Regions from separate parts of the Homo sapiens genome. Here region 2 is linked to region 1. A link is an interaction called in ENCODE POLR2A ChIA-PET data of the cell type or tissue named here. Cell type or tissue: OCI-LY7. All regions are shown on one strand. Links, peaks and the distances in the headings refer to the core of each region. The heading gives the core; the rest is flanking DNA.

Region 1 (7,915 bases), core at 1,309-6,308:
AAGAATACAGCAAATAACATTATGTGCCAGGCATCCTGCTATTCTAATTGCGTGGTCTCATTGAGATGTGGGTGCCACTGTAGTGCTCATTTTTAGAGGATGAAACTGAGGGTCGCAGAGGCTGAAATCCCACTGCTAAGGATCAATCAAAATTCAAATCTAGTCGGTCTGACTCTTGAGGCTGGGATCATGTAGCCACACTTATAGTGCCACACTGCCTCACTGTCTACTATCACGTTTTGTCTTGAAAAGAAGTGCTAGGGCCAGGCATGATGGCTTGTGCCTATAATCTCAGTACTTTGGGAGGCCAAGGCTGGAGGATCACCTGAGGTCAGGAGTTCAAGACTATTTTGGGCAACATAGGGGAGACCCTGTCTGTACAAAAAATTTCAAAATGCCAGACGCGGTGGCTCACGCCTGTAATCCCAGCACTTTGGGAGGCCGAGGAGGGTGGACCACTTGAGGTCAGCAGTTTGAGACCAGCCTGGCCAACATGGTGAAACCCCATCTCTACTAAAAATACAAAAATTAACTGGTGTCATGGGGCACGCCTGTAGTCCCAGTCTCCTGCCTCAGGTGAGGCAGGAGAATTGCTTGAACCCAGGAGGCAGAGGTTGCAGTGAGCTGAGATCGTGCCACTGCACTCCAGCCTGGGTGACAGAGCGAGACTCTGTCTCAAATAAAATAAATAATAATAATAATTTTAAAATTAGCTGGCGTGGTGGTACACACTGCCCAGCTACTTGGGAGGCTGATGCAGGAGGACTGTGTTGAGTCCAGTTCAGGGCTGCAGTGGGCTATGAACATACCACTGCATTCCAGCCTGGGTGACAGAGCAAGATCCTGTCTCAAAAAAAGAAAAAAAAAAAATGCCAGGAACTGTGGATGTTTAAACATGCTTTAAACTCATTTATACCTCCTCACAATATGCCGATTGAAAGCAGACATGAAGTAAACGCAATTATTTCCAGTGGATAAGGAAGTAAAGGCTTACAGAGGTTAAAAAATTTTGCCTAGTGTCACTCAGCTGCTTGGTGGCAGAGCTGACATTCCACACATGGTCTGTGTGATTTCAGAATCTGAATTCCTAACAATTACATCTACTGTCATTAGCCGGAGGTTCTTTGGTTTATTAGGGTGACAATAATCCCAGAGTCTCTTGACCTTCAGACACCCACAGCAAACCCCAGAGCTCTCTCTGGGCTCCCACACAGACTCCCAGCCTGCTGGTCTACTCTGCCCTCATGGATCCAGTTGATCAGAGCTCTTATTTTAGCAGCTGCATGCTGATGGTGCAGTGATGACCAAACAGCGACTGATCCACCCATCACTAGACAGCTGTCATACAGAGACAACAACAAAGCAACATCTAAGTCTTTATTAAGGTGAGTTTTTACAAACAAGCATCTATCCCAGTGTGGGGGATGAGGATGGGAGAGGAAAGCGGGGCAGGAAGATGAGGATTCTCATCTATTGATAATAAAGCTCCAGGTTCATCCCATCGTGGATTTCATCTGAAGGAAAGGTGTTAAGGAATCCTGACTCTGACTTCCGTCCCCACCCCTCTCATCCATTCACAGCCGGGTCAGGTGGCCTGAGGTCTCAGCCCAGGGCTAAGGAAGCCCATTTTGGACCAGGCCATTTTTATTTGGAGAGAACCAAAACTTTACAAAAGAATTTCTGGCTGGGTGCAGTGGCTCACACCTGTAATCCCAGCACTTTGAGAGGACGAAGCAGGTGGCTCACTTGACGTCAGGAGTTTGAGACCAGCCTGGCCAACACGATGAAACCCTGTCTCTACTAAAAATACAAAAAGTTAGCTGGGTGTGGTGGTGGGCACCTGTAATCCCAGCTACTTGGAAGGCTGAGACAGGAAAATCGCTTAAACCTGGGAGGTAGAGGCTGCAGTGAGCCAAGATTGTACCACTGCACTCCAGCCTGGGCAACAAGAGCAAAACTCCATCTCAAAAAAAAAAAAAAAAGTTTCTGTTCCTTCTAGGCCAGGCACAGTGGCTCACGGCTATAATCCCAGCACTTTGGGAGGCCGAGGCGGGAGGATCACTTGAGGCCAGGAGTTTGAGACTAGCCTGGCATACATGGTGGAACCTCATCTCTACTAAAAATACAAAAACTAGCAGGGAGTGGTGGCACACACCTGTAATCCCAGCTACTTGGGAAGCTGAGGCAGAATTGCTTGAACCCGGGAGGTGGAGGTTGCAGTGGGTCAAGATCGTGCCACTGCACTCCAGCCTGGGCGACAGAGCCAGACTGTCTCAAAAAAATAAATAAATAAAATAAAAATTGTAAAAAGTTTCTGCTCCTTTTGCACAATAGATATGCCTGAGTCTCACCCCACCCTGACCTACTGTCCAGCACTCAGGTGGAGGTCAGTAATAAATATTTTGAACTTGAAGTCAAACTATTTCACCAACCACTCTCCTCCCCAACCAAATAATTACCTAGCTCCCATTTTCTAAGTGCTCACCATGTGCCACGTATTAAGTTAAACACTTAATATGCATAAGCTCATGCAGACTTTAGTTTTGAACAGATAACCGAGGCTGGGTATGTAGATGCTTCCTCAAAAAGTCACACAAAGGATACAGTCCCCCAGAGACACGTGGTCCTTAAAAATCGTGTACCTAAGAAAAAGAGACATTTCAGAGATAAGGCTAAGGAGGCTCTTCAGTCTGTAGGCCAAATGAGGTAGCCAAGCCTAAGCAAAGGGCTGCCTGCAGCGCTCCCCCAACCAAAACCTTCCGGCCTAGTCCAGTCCACCCAGTGGCTCTACCGCTGCACTCACCACTTCTTCAGGACAATCTTGTTCCAACGGGTACCAGTTTGGGCTGCAATCAGCTTCTTAAGGTCCCCGATGGTATCATCCGTGCTGGGCGCAGAGCAGTTAAGGCAAATGGAAGCGGTAGAACGAGGAAGAGGACATTCTAGGGCAGAATACCATCTGCCAGGACCCCATCCGCCCCCTCTCCCGGGTTTAACTAAAACCATCCGACAACACAGATTGAGTTGCCTGCCTCACGCCAAGCACCCCTGCGGGTACCACTGCCTCTCGGCTGCCAGTGGATACTTGCATTTAACGCGGACCTTCTTCCCCAGACGGTCGTTGCAAACAACCTCGATCATCCTAGCTGGAGCTACACAAAGCGGGGGGTGGGTGGGAGGCAGCAAAGTCAGAGCTTCAGGCGTCTCCCAGGCCCAGAAGCCCCAGCCTACAAGTCTCCCAGTCCCAGGCCCTAAAATTCCAGGTTACTGAGCCTTCCGTTCTGCCCCCAACCCCCCGGACTCGAATACTCCCAGGCCCCAAGTCCCCTGTCCCAGGGCCGCGAACCCCGGGGAGCCGCGCCTCCGCCCCTTCTCGCCGCCTGAAAGCCCTGCCACAAAACTCCCTGGCCTCACCTCCCACCGACCCCAGACCCTGGGTGGCTGGGTCGCGACAGCTTTCTCCGACTCCGAGCCTCTCCGCTTGACCCCCTCACCTCGAATCGCCTCGAACCTGCCGACGCCACCAGCTCCTCACCCGAGCGCTGAACCCCGGTCGCAGTTAACGCTAGGAACCGGAAGCGGAAGTTAAAGTTCGAGGCCGGAAGCCCTGCCCCTAGCCAGGGGGTGTGGTCAACACTGGGACAAGTTCTTCCGGGTCTGCAGTCTGTGGTGTGTTTGCTGTTCCCAGGTACGGTTTCGGTGTCCCAAGGCTTGACAGGTGTCGCGCCTGTGGTAGGCGCGCCGGGTAGAGAGGGGGGCCTCGGCGGGTTTGTGGCCAGGGAAGGGGCGTGGAGCGAGAGTCAGAGGTCAGGCGCCGGCGCCCAGCTCGTTTGAAGTCATTGTTTGTTGCAGGGAGACTCGGTCACATGGTGGGGACGCCAGAGGGTCCCGGGAGTAGGGGTAAGCTCCTGATCCTGAGCCCGAAGCCTCTTGCAGCGGCAACTAGGAGCAAGGGCGGAGGGTGGGGGTGGGGGACGAGTTCTGCAGTCATCCCTTCTGACCCCCTGGGTTCATTCAGGGCTGGGCTTGGTGAGCATTTGGCTCACCTCTTCCCTCTGGCCATCGCGTTCCCCCGGGATACGGACTCCAGTCAGTAGGCGAAGCTTGATCCTAGAGTAGACTCTACGCTGCCCAACAGCTGCTGTTACCGCATGGTGCCGGACAGTTCCAGGCTCTTGGTGTCCTGAAGAAAGATTTGGACCAGACACACAGAGATGGCAAAGCTGCAAGTTTATTAAGCACAGTATTCCACTCTCGGAGTGGGGAGAGCGGACTGACCTCTGCGAGATAAGATCAGCCCCAGCTTGGTATAGTTTGGGTCTTTTTTTTTTTTTTTTTCTGAGACGTAGTCTCGCTCTGTTGCACAGGCTGGAGTGCAATGGCGCGGTGCCGGCTCACCGCAACCTCCGCCTTCCGGGTTCAAGCGATTCTCCTGCCTCAGCCTCCCGAGTAAGTAGCTGGGATTACAGGCGCCCGCCACCACGCCCGGCTAATTTTTGTACTTTTAGTAGAGATGGGGTTTCACCTTATTGGCCAGGCTTTTTTTCTCTTCCCAAGGCTGCCTAATATCTAGCCAGTGTCTACCTTTTTGAATGATAGGTGTGTTGCTTACTTTGGCCCCTGTGTGCTTGAGAGCCGCCTCCATTCATGATATGCCGTCCATATGCATGAGCGCTAATGAGCTGGTTATCCTTATCATGTTAAGGATACTTTTTGTCTTTAATGCGCGTGCTTATGCCTAAAGAGCTGCTCCTTACTGGTTTGGTCCTGATTTCCCCGGCCGTGGGATTTTTACTGTTTTTTTTTTAATTTTATTTATTTATTTATTTATTTATTTATGGAGTCTCGCTCTGTCGCCCAGGCTGGAGTGCAGTGGCGTGATCTGGGCTCACGGCAAGCTCCGCCTCCCGGGTTCACGCCGTTGTCCTGCCTCAGCCGCCTCCCGAGTAACAGGGACTACAGGCGCCCCCCACCACCCTCGGCTAATTTTTTTGTATTTTTAGTAGAGACGGGGTTTCACTGTGTTAGCCAGGATGGTCTCGATCTCCTGACCTCGTGATCCGCCTGCCTCAGCCTCCCAAAGTGTTGGGTGTGAGCCACTGTGCCCGGCCTTTACTCAGTTTTTAATCTTCCTTTTGTTTTGTCTCCTCAGCTTCTGCCATTTATCTTGCTTCTTGCTGGGTGAGCAAGAAGGGGCGGGTGCCCTTTCACCTTGCTTCTGCTCTCTGCTTTTACGTATTTTACCCTTTATCCAACTTTTAATTCCCTTTGCTATTCTTCTGCCTCATTTTCCCTATTCTCCTTTCTCACTGCCAGTCACCAACCTTAAATGCCTGCGAGGTAACTGGAAACATTGCACATTTGCACAATCTCCTGCAGCTGTATCTTTGGGGAGCACTTTGTACCAGATTCCAGGTTTGTGAGGGCTGGTGGGACAAGGACCGTCCTTCCTCAATTCAGTCAAACAATTTGTAAACCAAAAAGTATCTGAGACAGGTCTCAATAAATTGACAGGTTTATGTAGACAAGGTTAAGGACAAGCCTGGGAGAAAAGGAACACAAAACCCCAGGAACAATCTGTGATCCGTGCTTTTTTCCAAATATGATTTTGAGGGCTTCATTATTTAAAGGGAAAAGTGGGCTGGAGGGGAAAGAGGGAGAGTATGGTCACATTATTTAATCTACATGAAGAATACTCCATTATGTATTCATTTGGTGCTCAGTAAATTGGCACTTTCCATAACATAAAGTAAGCTACCTGTGGAGATATCTGGCCTTTAAAAAAAAATTTTTTTTGAGGCTAGGCACAGTGGCTCACACCTGTAATCCCAGCGCTTTGGGAGGCTGAGGTGGGCAGATCACAAGGTCAGGAGTTCGAGACCAGCCTGGCCAACATGGTGAAACCCCGTCTCTATTAAAAAAAAAAAAAAAAAATTAGCCAGGTGTGGTGGCAGGCACCTGTAATCCCAGCTACCTGGAGGCTGAGGCAGGAGAATCGCTTGAACACGGGAGGCGGAGGTTGCAGTGAGCTGAGATCGCGCCACTGCACTCCATCCCTCCATCCTGGGCAACACAGAGTGAGGCTATCTCAATTTTTTTTTTTTTTTTTTTTGAGGCAGAGTCTCGCTCTGTTGCCCAGGCTGGAGTGCAGTGGAACAAACTCAGCTCACCACAACCTCCCGTGTTCAAGCGATTCTCCTGCCTCAGCCTCCTTAGTAGCTGGGATTACAGGCACATGCCATCACGCCCAGCTAATTTTTGTATTTTTAGTAGAGACAGGATTTCACCATGTTGTCCAGGCTGGTCTCGAACTGCTGACCTCAAGTGATCTGCCCACCTCGACCTCCCAAAGTGCTGGGATTACAGGCGTGAGGCACCGCAACCGGCCTATTTGCTTTTGAATGGCAGGATCCAGAGACTAAAACCCCCTTTTACTATCGTTGAACTATACTGCTACAGTGGTTTAAGAATTCTCCAAGGCCAGGTGCAGTGGCTCAAACCTGTAATCCCAGCAGTTTGGGAGGCCAAAGTGGGCAGATCACCTAAGGCCAGGAGTTCAAGACCTGCCTGACCAACATGGAGAAACCCCATCTCTTTAATTTTGTAAAAATACAAAATTAGCCTGGCATGGTGGCGCATGCCTGTAATCCCAGCCACTTGGGAGGCTGAGGCAGGAGAATCGCATGAACCAGGGAGGCGGAGGTTGCGGTGAGTCGAGATGGTGCCATTGCACTCCAGCCTGGGCAACAAGAGAGAAACTCCCAGGATTACAGGCATGCACCACCATGCCTAGCTAATTTTGTATTTTTGGTAGAGACGGGGTTTCTCCATGTTGGTCAGGCTGGTCTTGATCTCCCGACCTCAGGTGATCCGCCTGCCTCGGCCTCCCAAAGTGCTGGGATTACAAGTGTAAGCAACCACACCCAACCTCTCTTCTGTTTTTCTGTGCTAAGGTCTCATAATGTTTATCCCGTGTACTTTGCTTAAAAATTCCAGAAACTGGCCTTGAAAATCTAAATATAGGCCAGGTGTGGTGGCTCACACCTGTAATCCTGGCACTTTGGGAGGCCAAGGCAGGCGGATTGTGTGAGTTCAGGAGTTGGAGACCAGCCTGGGCAACACGCTGAAACCCCGTCTCTACTAAAATACAAAAAATTAGCCGGGCGTGGTGGCCTGCGCCTGTAGTCTCAGCTACTTGGGAGGCTGAGGCAGGAGAATTCTTCTCTTGAACCCAGGGGGGCAGAGGCTGCAGTGAGCCGAGGTCACGCCACTACACTCCAGCCTGGGAGACATAGTGAGACTCCGTCTCCAAAAGAAACCAAACAAAAAAAAGAAAATCTAAATATAAAACCAAGGTTGTGGAACGTCCCATCCCAGGGAAAGAATCCACAATCCTGTTTTGGTCAAGCTGACACCTGCCAGACCAGCAGGTGGCCCATTACTCAAAATAGTAATGGAAACCAGACATGCTGACTTGTGCATCTGAACTCCATGTCCTGACCCCCTAGCTGCAGCTGTGCCTCGGTAGAACACCCCTTTTCGTTCCTGTCTTGATGATTGTTGGAGCACTCTGTAAGTTTCCCTAATAAATGCTTTGGACTGATTGCTCTGGTAATTGGTGTTTTCTTGAAATCCCCACTGGCCCCATCTTGGGATGATTTAGGGCATTCCTTTGTGGGAATTCCCCTGCCTCTGCTTTTGGGGAGACTCTAGCCGGGATGAAACAGATTGGAAGGTCAAAAGTGAGCTGAGGGGGCTGAGGTGCCTAAGGAAGTTTAGAAGCAGCACATCTTTGCATTCTCTTAGAAATCCTGGGTCACAGCCAGGCACGGTGGCTCACACCTATAATCCCAACACTTTGGGAGGCCAAGGTGGGTGGATCACTTGAGGTCAGGAGTTCGAGACCAGCCTGGCC
Region 2 (7,915 bases), core at 1,629-6,628, 1.4 Mb after region 1:
TCTAAAACAACATCTTTTTTAAAAGCTTAAAAAAAACCAGCTGACTCTAAGAGAGCAGGGACATCAGGTAAACCCTGGCAGCCTGCACCCCAGAGGGCGGACCCCAGCCACTGAGGCCCACTGGGCCTTCTTACTCATTCCTCTGCCAAGAGGCTCTCCAAAGCTTCGAGATATCCCCATCTCCTTCCTGGCAAAGTCTCTTTCAAGTCCTCCACCCATGCCACGCTCCATCTCTGTGGAAAAATCACCCTAGGCCTTTCCAGGAATACCACTGTGTCTGAGACATCAAAAACAAAACAAAATGTATACACACGACAGCCACCACCAAGTCAGCATGTTTAACTCTTCTGCAGGAAACCATTATTCATTCTTCATTCCCTAAAAAACAAAGTCACTGCAACTGAATCCCTGAACAACCTACCTAACATAAGTCCATCAAGGACCAATGAACAACTTCCATTACAGCCACACAAACCACAATACTGGGTACACCAAGCATTCGCTACCACAGTAACCAAGAGGTCCCCTGCAGTGCAGCTAAATCAAACGTAGGCTGCAGAAGGTAACACCTACTAGGCACTCAACACATGCCCTACCCCAAAGGCTTTGTGTATAATTCCATCAACTCTTCACAACCATGCCACGCACGCCTGTTACCCTCCACCACCACTACCACTTTAAAAAGAAATTGAGGCTCACACAATTTAGTAACTTGACCAAGGTCACATGCTGGTGAGAGGTGAGGCAAAGGCTGGGACTCAAATCCAGTGCAGAAGCCCATCCTCTAATACAGAAGCCTGTGCCCTAACACAGAAATGCGTGTGCATGGCGAGACGTATGTCTGCACAGAAAGACCTCTCTGCTGACAACTGCAGTGGCTGCATCTACATAACGGGGTTTGGGTCACAACTTTCTCATATTTTGTAAGGTTCTTTTTTTTTTTTTTTTTTTTTTTTTTTTTTTTTGAGACAGGGTTTCACTCTGTCAACCCAAGCTCCCAAGCTGGAATGCAGTGGCGTGATCATGCTTCACTGCAGCCTCGACCTCCTGGGCTCAAGTCATCCTCCCACCTGAGTTTCCCAGGCAGCTAGCACAGGTGTACGGCATCATGCCCGGCTAATTTTATTTTTTGTAGAGAGGAGGTCTCACTATGTTGCCCTGGCTGGTCTTGAACTCCTGAGCTCAAGTGATCCTCCTGCCTCAGCCTCCCAAAGTGTTGGGATAACAGGTGTGAGCCACTACACCCAGCCTTACAATGTCTTTTAAAACAAAGGTCCTAGCTTCTGCCGGGAAAGGCCCACCACAGTGGTCACTTGCTTGATAAGCCTTTCGTGATTCCTACTGCTGGCCACTTCTTTCCTTGTGCATCCATCTCACGCAGGCTGAAATGGGGATCACACTTTTCATGCTGCGAGGTCCTTGAAGAATCTCTCCCTCCCATGCTGAGAGGGCCTTGAAGAATCTAGTTATTAATCATCTCACTCCTTAGAAATGTCAGGTAAGATAGGTGCGATGTAATGAACACCTTGCATTATACAGCCAGAGTCCCTATCTTTCAATAAAATAAGCAATTCCATTAGAGATGTGGCAGCAGCAGCACATTATGAATTAACAAGGACTGGCTGCCAATGGTGGGCTTAACATTCCTAGTTTGAATTAACCCAAGTGACCTCATGGGTCAGCATGCTCCTCATGGGTGCTATCTGCTGGATAGCAGAGCCCAGGAGTCGGTGGTGGTGGGAGGGTGGGGGGGACGGCGGCAGGGACAGAACCCTGCAGCCCCGCAGCGGCATCCTCATGGAGTTCTGCTGCTCTCCTTCCATCCTGCCACCTGTCTGCAAGAAGGCAGCACCCCACTCCAGACAAGCATGCCACAGGCTGGCATCAGCATGTTGGCAAGGACCTCATAACTCATCTTACTGGCTGTCAACAGGGCCCCAGAGCTCAGGGAGCACCGTGAACTCCAATTTACACCCACAAAGGGTAGCATTTTCACTGTCAAACACTGCCTCACTACAGTCAGTTTTTGACATTTAACAATCTCTCTTTTTTTTTTTTTAACATTAATCTCAATGCGCTGGGATTACAGGTGTGAGCCACCGCGCCTGGCCGACATTTAACAATCTTTTGATTTACATTTTTATAGCCACTCTATCAAGATTTGACTCATGCTGAGTGTGGGTCCTGGGAACCTGCATGACCAGCAGTCTGATGGGAGCACCCATGACCATAATGGCTACACTCTAGTCATGAATTAACATTTCATTAAACCCAAACGTCTGCTTCAATTCTTCCTCCAGTGTGATGTACAGTTTCCTTGCAGTGCCCAAGGGCTCTAGAGCTCATCCCACCCAAACCAAAGAATGCTGGTCAAGTGGGAAGGAGTCCCTGTTCTCAGCTGTAGAGGGTGTGGGGAGCACTCCGAGTGCCGTATCTCAGAACATCTAAGAACAGTCTAGGAAAACACACTCCATTTGTGGTTCTCCAGAGAATCAGCACTTGGAATCCTTTGCCACCGCGTACCCCAGGCTCTGAATCCTGACTGCGAGATTACACCTGCCAGTTCACCATCGACTGTGTCACACGGCTCAGCACAGCTCCCAGGCCAACCCATCCTGATTTCCATCTACTTCTAAACTGCATCACTCTACTCCTCACAGCAACAACTCAAATTCCCTAATGACTAATCTGTTCTTAAAAAAAAAAAAAAAAAAAAAAAAGAGAGAGATGGGGTTTCGCAGTGTTGCCTAGGCTGATCTTGAACTCCTGAGCTCAAGCAATCCTCTTACCCCAGCCTCCCAAAGTGTTGGGATTACAGGCGTGAGCCAGCACACCCAGACTAATCTGCTCTGAGTAACATTTTACCAAGCCAGATTTCTGAAACTTTTTTTAAAAATTAAAATCCCATGCACACACAAGTTACAGGCAAGCTTGAATGTACACTGGAAACGCAGACCTCTGTTGCTTTATTACTAATGGTGACAACTTTCCTACATCCTTTTACCAGCTTCTAGAACAAGGCACCCATGAAGAGGGCAACACACATCATGCCCCACTGCTCCCTGTGCACCGGAAGAAGGGCCTGATCATCAGGGACAGCCGCCTTTCAAGCCTGACAATGATGTCTGTCCTTGTACCATTTTCACATCCTTTGTTATGGCAGACCCGCAAAGGAAGGTTTATACCTAAATCCCTAATGACTTCTCAGTCCAAGAAAGTTTCTGTGTAAAAAAGCAGCAGCTTTCCTGCAGTGAAGGGGAAGGTCAAAGAGTCACCAACACATAAAGGATTTCAAAAAGGAAAATTTACAATTTCTCATGCACACTCTACAGCCCTGCTGGTGCCCTGGGCCAAGTGCTGTGCTGGAGGCACTTCTAAAAGGCAGGATTCCCACATGATGAAGTGCCAGGCTCTGGAGCCAGACAGCCTGGGTTCACATGCAGGCACCACTGTTTACCAGTCACTTGACCTAGGCATGTCACTCTCTGTGCCTCAGTTTCAGATGAAACAAGGATAGCAGTATGTACATATCATGTGGTTCTCACAAGGACTAAATGAAATACTACATTGTTATTATATTATTATATTTCTGCTAAAAAGTTGGGGGCAGGTGCCGAGCACGGTGGCTCACGCCTGTAATCCCAGCACTTTGGGAGGCTGAGGCGGGCGGATCACATGAAGTCAGGAGTTCGAGGCCAGCCTGGCCAACATGGTGAAACTCCGACTCTACTAAACATATAAAAATTATCCAGGCATGGTGGCACACACCTGTAATACCAGCTACTCAGGAGGCTGGGGCAGGAGAATCACTTGAACCTGGGAGGCGGAGGTTGCAGTGAGCCAAGATCGCACCATTGCACTCCAGCCTAGGTGACAGAGTGAGACCCTGTCTCAAAAAAAAAAAAAAAAAAGTTGGTGGAGGATTTGAATTATACTAAACCAGAATTTGCATTATGTAAATGCTAAATTAAAAGAGCCTGTGATTTTTATTAACGCCTCTATAGACAACTTGTAGCTGGGGCAGATGACCAAGAACAACCCTTTGCAGCACTCCCAGAGACAAACTTGATTACAAACTTTAAAGAATCCCTCATACTCGGAGACCATAACCACGAACGTGTACATGCTTTTTAACACTGTACTCGAAAATTACTGCAGAGCTTGGGAACACAGGACATCTCAAAAGACTAGCGACCAAGTGAAGTAAGTCTACTATTATGTCTAGTTTTTGAAATATTTAAGGCAATTCAAAAGACATTTGATTCGGTTGAAAAGCAGAAGTGAGAAACCACTTATTCAGTGGGTCTGCAGCCTAAAAGTCACCTGAGAGGCAACAGCCGGCAAAGGGTGAGTGAAAGCAGGAAGAAAACACGATGCTTACCATTTATCCTGCCCATGTTCATCCCAGATCCAAATCGACCCATGTTTTCCATACCACCACCAAAGGGCCCCTCCATTCCTGCAAGAGAGGTTCACATTTCAGCATCATCCAACAAGACTGCTTAGACTAAGCAGGGAAAGAAAAATTCTATCACATGTTTCAACTGGGGTATCTTCTGCCAAGAACTTACCAAGTTTAAAGGCTTTTGAAAAACAAAAAAAATGCTAGCACCCTTGTTTAAAAATCACCCATCTTCAAAAAGCTGGTCTGATCCAACCCCCTCAATGAATAGACAAGCAAAAAGAGGCATAGAGATGGAGTGGTCTGCCCAAGGTCACAGAGCTAGTTAGTGAGACAGCCAGAACCAAAAGCCAAGACACCCGCTGGAAGGATGGACAGGCAGGAGGAAGTCATTTCTAGACTCAAACTGAAACCAAAGAGAATTTCATGCAGGGTTTAAACAAGAAAGAAAAGAGGAAAGAGAGAAAACTATGCCTAAAAGTGATTATGCTTGTACTTCATTTTAAATTTCTTACCTCCCATTTTATTTATTCCAAATCCTATGCCTTCCATTCCCATTCCTTAAAAAGAAAAAGTCAATGCAAACTAAAATTATGTCAAAGCAGTAAATAACGTTTGAACTTAAAAAGCATAATTCCAAACCAGCAAAAGAACTCAAAAGAAAATCCCTGATGACAAGTATATTTTATATATTTTAATCAGCAAGAAAAAAAGCCCTTACCATTTCAACTGTCAAATATCATATAGCTATTTTTTTTTTTTTTAAACACAGTATTGCTCTGTCACCCAGGCTGGAATGCAATGGCACAATCTTGGCTCACTGCAACCTCCACCTCCCGGGTTCAAGCAATTCTCCTGCCTCAGCCTCCCGACTAGCTGAGATTACAGGCGCCTGCTACCACGCCTGGCTAATCTTTTTCTGAGGGATCTACATACTTTAATGACCCAGTCGGGCAGGGTTTTTGTGTTTTTTTTGTTTTTGAGACAGGGTCTCCTTCTGTCACTGGGGCTGGAATGCAGTGGCATGGTCACAGCTCCCTACAGCCTCAACATCCCAGGCTCAAGTGATCCTCTTGCCTCAGCCTCCCAAGTAGCTGGGACTACGCCACCACACCTGGCTGATTTTTTTTATATTTTGTAGAGATGGAGTCTATGTCGCCTAGACTAGTCTCAAACCCTCGGCCTCCAAATTGCTGGGATTACAGGCATAAGCCACCACACCAGGCCTCAAGTTAGGCAGTATTAAACATGAAATAGAATTATAAGACACATTCTATGGAACATAAACTTTTTAGAAAATTTTAGGGAACAGAAGTAGATTTTTTTTAAGAATCCCTGTTAAGGGTGGGCGTGGTGACTCACGCCTGTAATCCCAGCACTTCAGGAAGCCGAGGCGGGTGGATCACCTGAGGTCAGGAGTTCCAGCCCGGCCTGACCAACATGGTGAAACCCTGTCTCTACTAAATACAAAAAATTAGCTGGGTGTGGTGGCACATGCCTGTAATCCCAGCTACTTGGGAGGCTGAGGCAGGAGAATCACTTGAACCCAGGAGGCAGAGATTGAGTGCGGTAAGCTGAGATTGAGCCACTGCACTCCAGCCTGGGCAACAAGAGCAAAATTCCGTCTCAATAAATCAATCCCTGTTAAAGGTAAAATCTTCAAAATAAAAACCAGTTCCTAAAAACACCAAGACTTCCTCCCCAACCCCCAGTCTTTCTGTTTAGATGTCAGACATGGGGTGTGTGTGTTTTGGGTCGGGGGAAACGTTAACAGCCATTTGAAGTTGTGGCCCAGAATTTAAGTCAGCCCCAGGGTGACTCTGGAAGAGAGTCTAGGGATATGCAACACTGACAATGGTGGGATAGAGGGGCTTCCATATTCCAATTTCAAAGGATTCCAACAAAGACCAAAGTCTAAGGTCATAAAAATGACATATTCCTTAATAGAATCAAAATACATCATTACACAGCAATGAAAATGCTAAACAGCAAAGCCTGAGTTTATTCTACACATCAAAGCTTTCATGCAGGTTTTTTTTTTTTTTTTTTTTCTGGAGACGGACTCTCGCTCTGTTGCCAGGCTGAAGTGCAGTCATGTGATCTCAGCTCACTGCAACCTCCGCCTCCCGGGTTCAAGCAATTCTCCTGCCTCAGCCTCTTGAGTAACTGGGATTACAGGCGTGCGCCACCACGCCCGGCTAATTGTTTTATTTTTAGTAGAGATGGGGTTTCACCATGTTGGCCAGGATGGTCTCAAACTCCTGACCTTGTGATCCGCCCACCTCGGCCTCCCAAAGTGCTGGGATTACAGGCGTGAGCCACCGTGCCTGGCCTCTCCACCTTTTTTGCATCTATCAATGCCCCTAGCTCTCTAGCAGCAGCTGTGCAAACACCAGGAGGGCCCAAAGGGGTCTTGGTAAGACACTTTTCAGGGCACTGCGGCAGTGCTATGGTCCCGTGGTCAGGAGACCTGCAGCCTGTCAGTAACTGACAGTGTGACCTTGAGCAAGATCAACTCTCTGGCTTGCCTCCTCTTATCAAATGGCACAACTATTTCAGCTTAGAAGGTTGTTGTCAGGTTACAATGAAAAAGCATAATGACTTTTTAAAAAATGACTCAACTTGATAAAAATACAAAATACTGCCTTTATTCAAAATGAGGCAGAGATGAATAAGGAGGGAATTTTGTCCCAGTTAAATATTTATTCCATTTAAACTACTCAAAGTCCAGTTGTCCCAATAATTAATAATTTTCACTTCCCCAAACCACCAAGCAAGGTGCACTGTCATTCTCACCTGCGGGACCTATGTTTCCCATTCCGATGCCTTTATTCAGGTGATTGGCATCAATGGGTTGCCCTCCTGGTCCTAACCCCATGCCAATACCACCAAGGCCATCTGGAAAGAAAAGAGAAAGAAGCTTAGTTTTCCCCTATTTAGCAAACCTTGACCCTCAAAGGAAAAGAGTGTTTAGTGAGTTGCAGCTATCCACTTCAGCCTACCCACCCCCACCCACCAGTGACCTCAGGGCCCAATGCAAAATTCAACATCGGCACACTTGGAAACAGAGCCTTGTTCCGGCGTTTGGGATATGTGTGTATACAACAAAGGCGGCTGAAAACCAACACGGGAAAGTTAACAACCCCCACACTAAGATTCTTGAGAGCCTATTTGTTTCACTAACCCATGGACTGAGAACTGTCTGATCAAAAAAGGTGACTCAAGACATCAGGTGGCAAGCAGCACAAATGTGCCCAATCCCTAGTAGCCCAAAGGATGTTTCTCATGAAAAAACACGTTACAAACCAGCCAATCAACATCCTGGGTGTCCACTACTCTCTGAATCTGGGTGGTTTTAGTAACAATGAAGCTAATGTATGTATTCAAAGAACCTATCTTCCTTCCCCCAAAGCTTCCCAACCCACAACTGGATACCCAGCCCACACTCAACTCCATGCCCTACCAACACAGACAGGGACACAGAAATACAGGCTGGTCTCTGGAAACAGCCAA

What was found. ChIA-PET counts read pairs that join two places held together with the same protein. Peaks named below come from ENCODE experiments on the same cell type or tissue, not always from the same donor. Only the 100,000 strongest peaks of a DNase experiment are listed, where the experiment ranks them.
Region 2: POLR2A ChIA-PET joins it to region 1 with 5 read pairs; 1 of 35 experiments calls an interaction of 5 or more read pairs at or near these places.

The regions. Positions count from the first base shown.
Region 1 is chr19:9,823,564-9,831,478 of GRCh38, reverse strand. It overlaps UBL5 (ubiquitin like 5), which reads right to left and starts at 3,561. Exons shown (of 5, transcript NM_001048241.3): 1 at 3,495-3,561; 2 at 3,086-3,152; 3 at 2,804-2,887; 4 at 2,605-2,642; 5 at 1,364-1,514. The coding sequence starts at 3,141. The coding sequence ends at 1,471. RefSeq lists a silencer at 3,445-3,751 and enhancers at 3,795-3,844, 3,255-3,979. In OCI-LY7, for the core only: no CTCF peak of the experiment used is centred there; DNase peaks (open chromatin) are centred at 2,878, 3,608 and 4,298; H3K4me3 peaks cover 2,968 bases; H3K27ac peaks cover 2,037 bases.
Region 2 is chr19:8,470,711-8,478,625 of GRCh38, reverse strand. HNRNPM (heterogeneous nuclear ribonucleoprotein M) reads right to left here. Exons shown (of 16, transcript NM_005968.5): 10 at 7,199-7,300; 11 at 4,918-4,962; 12 at 4,382-4,459. Among named protein-coding and RNA genes, the nearest start is that of PRAM1, 28 kb to the left of the region's middle. RefSeq lists a silencer at 4,825-4,874. In OCI-LY7, for the core only: no CTCF peak of the experiment used is centred there; DNase peaks (open chromatin) are centred at 4,275 and 4,775; H3K4me3 peaks cover 1,508 bases; H3K27ac peaks cover 3,747 bases.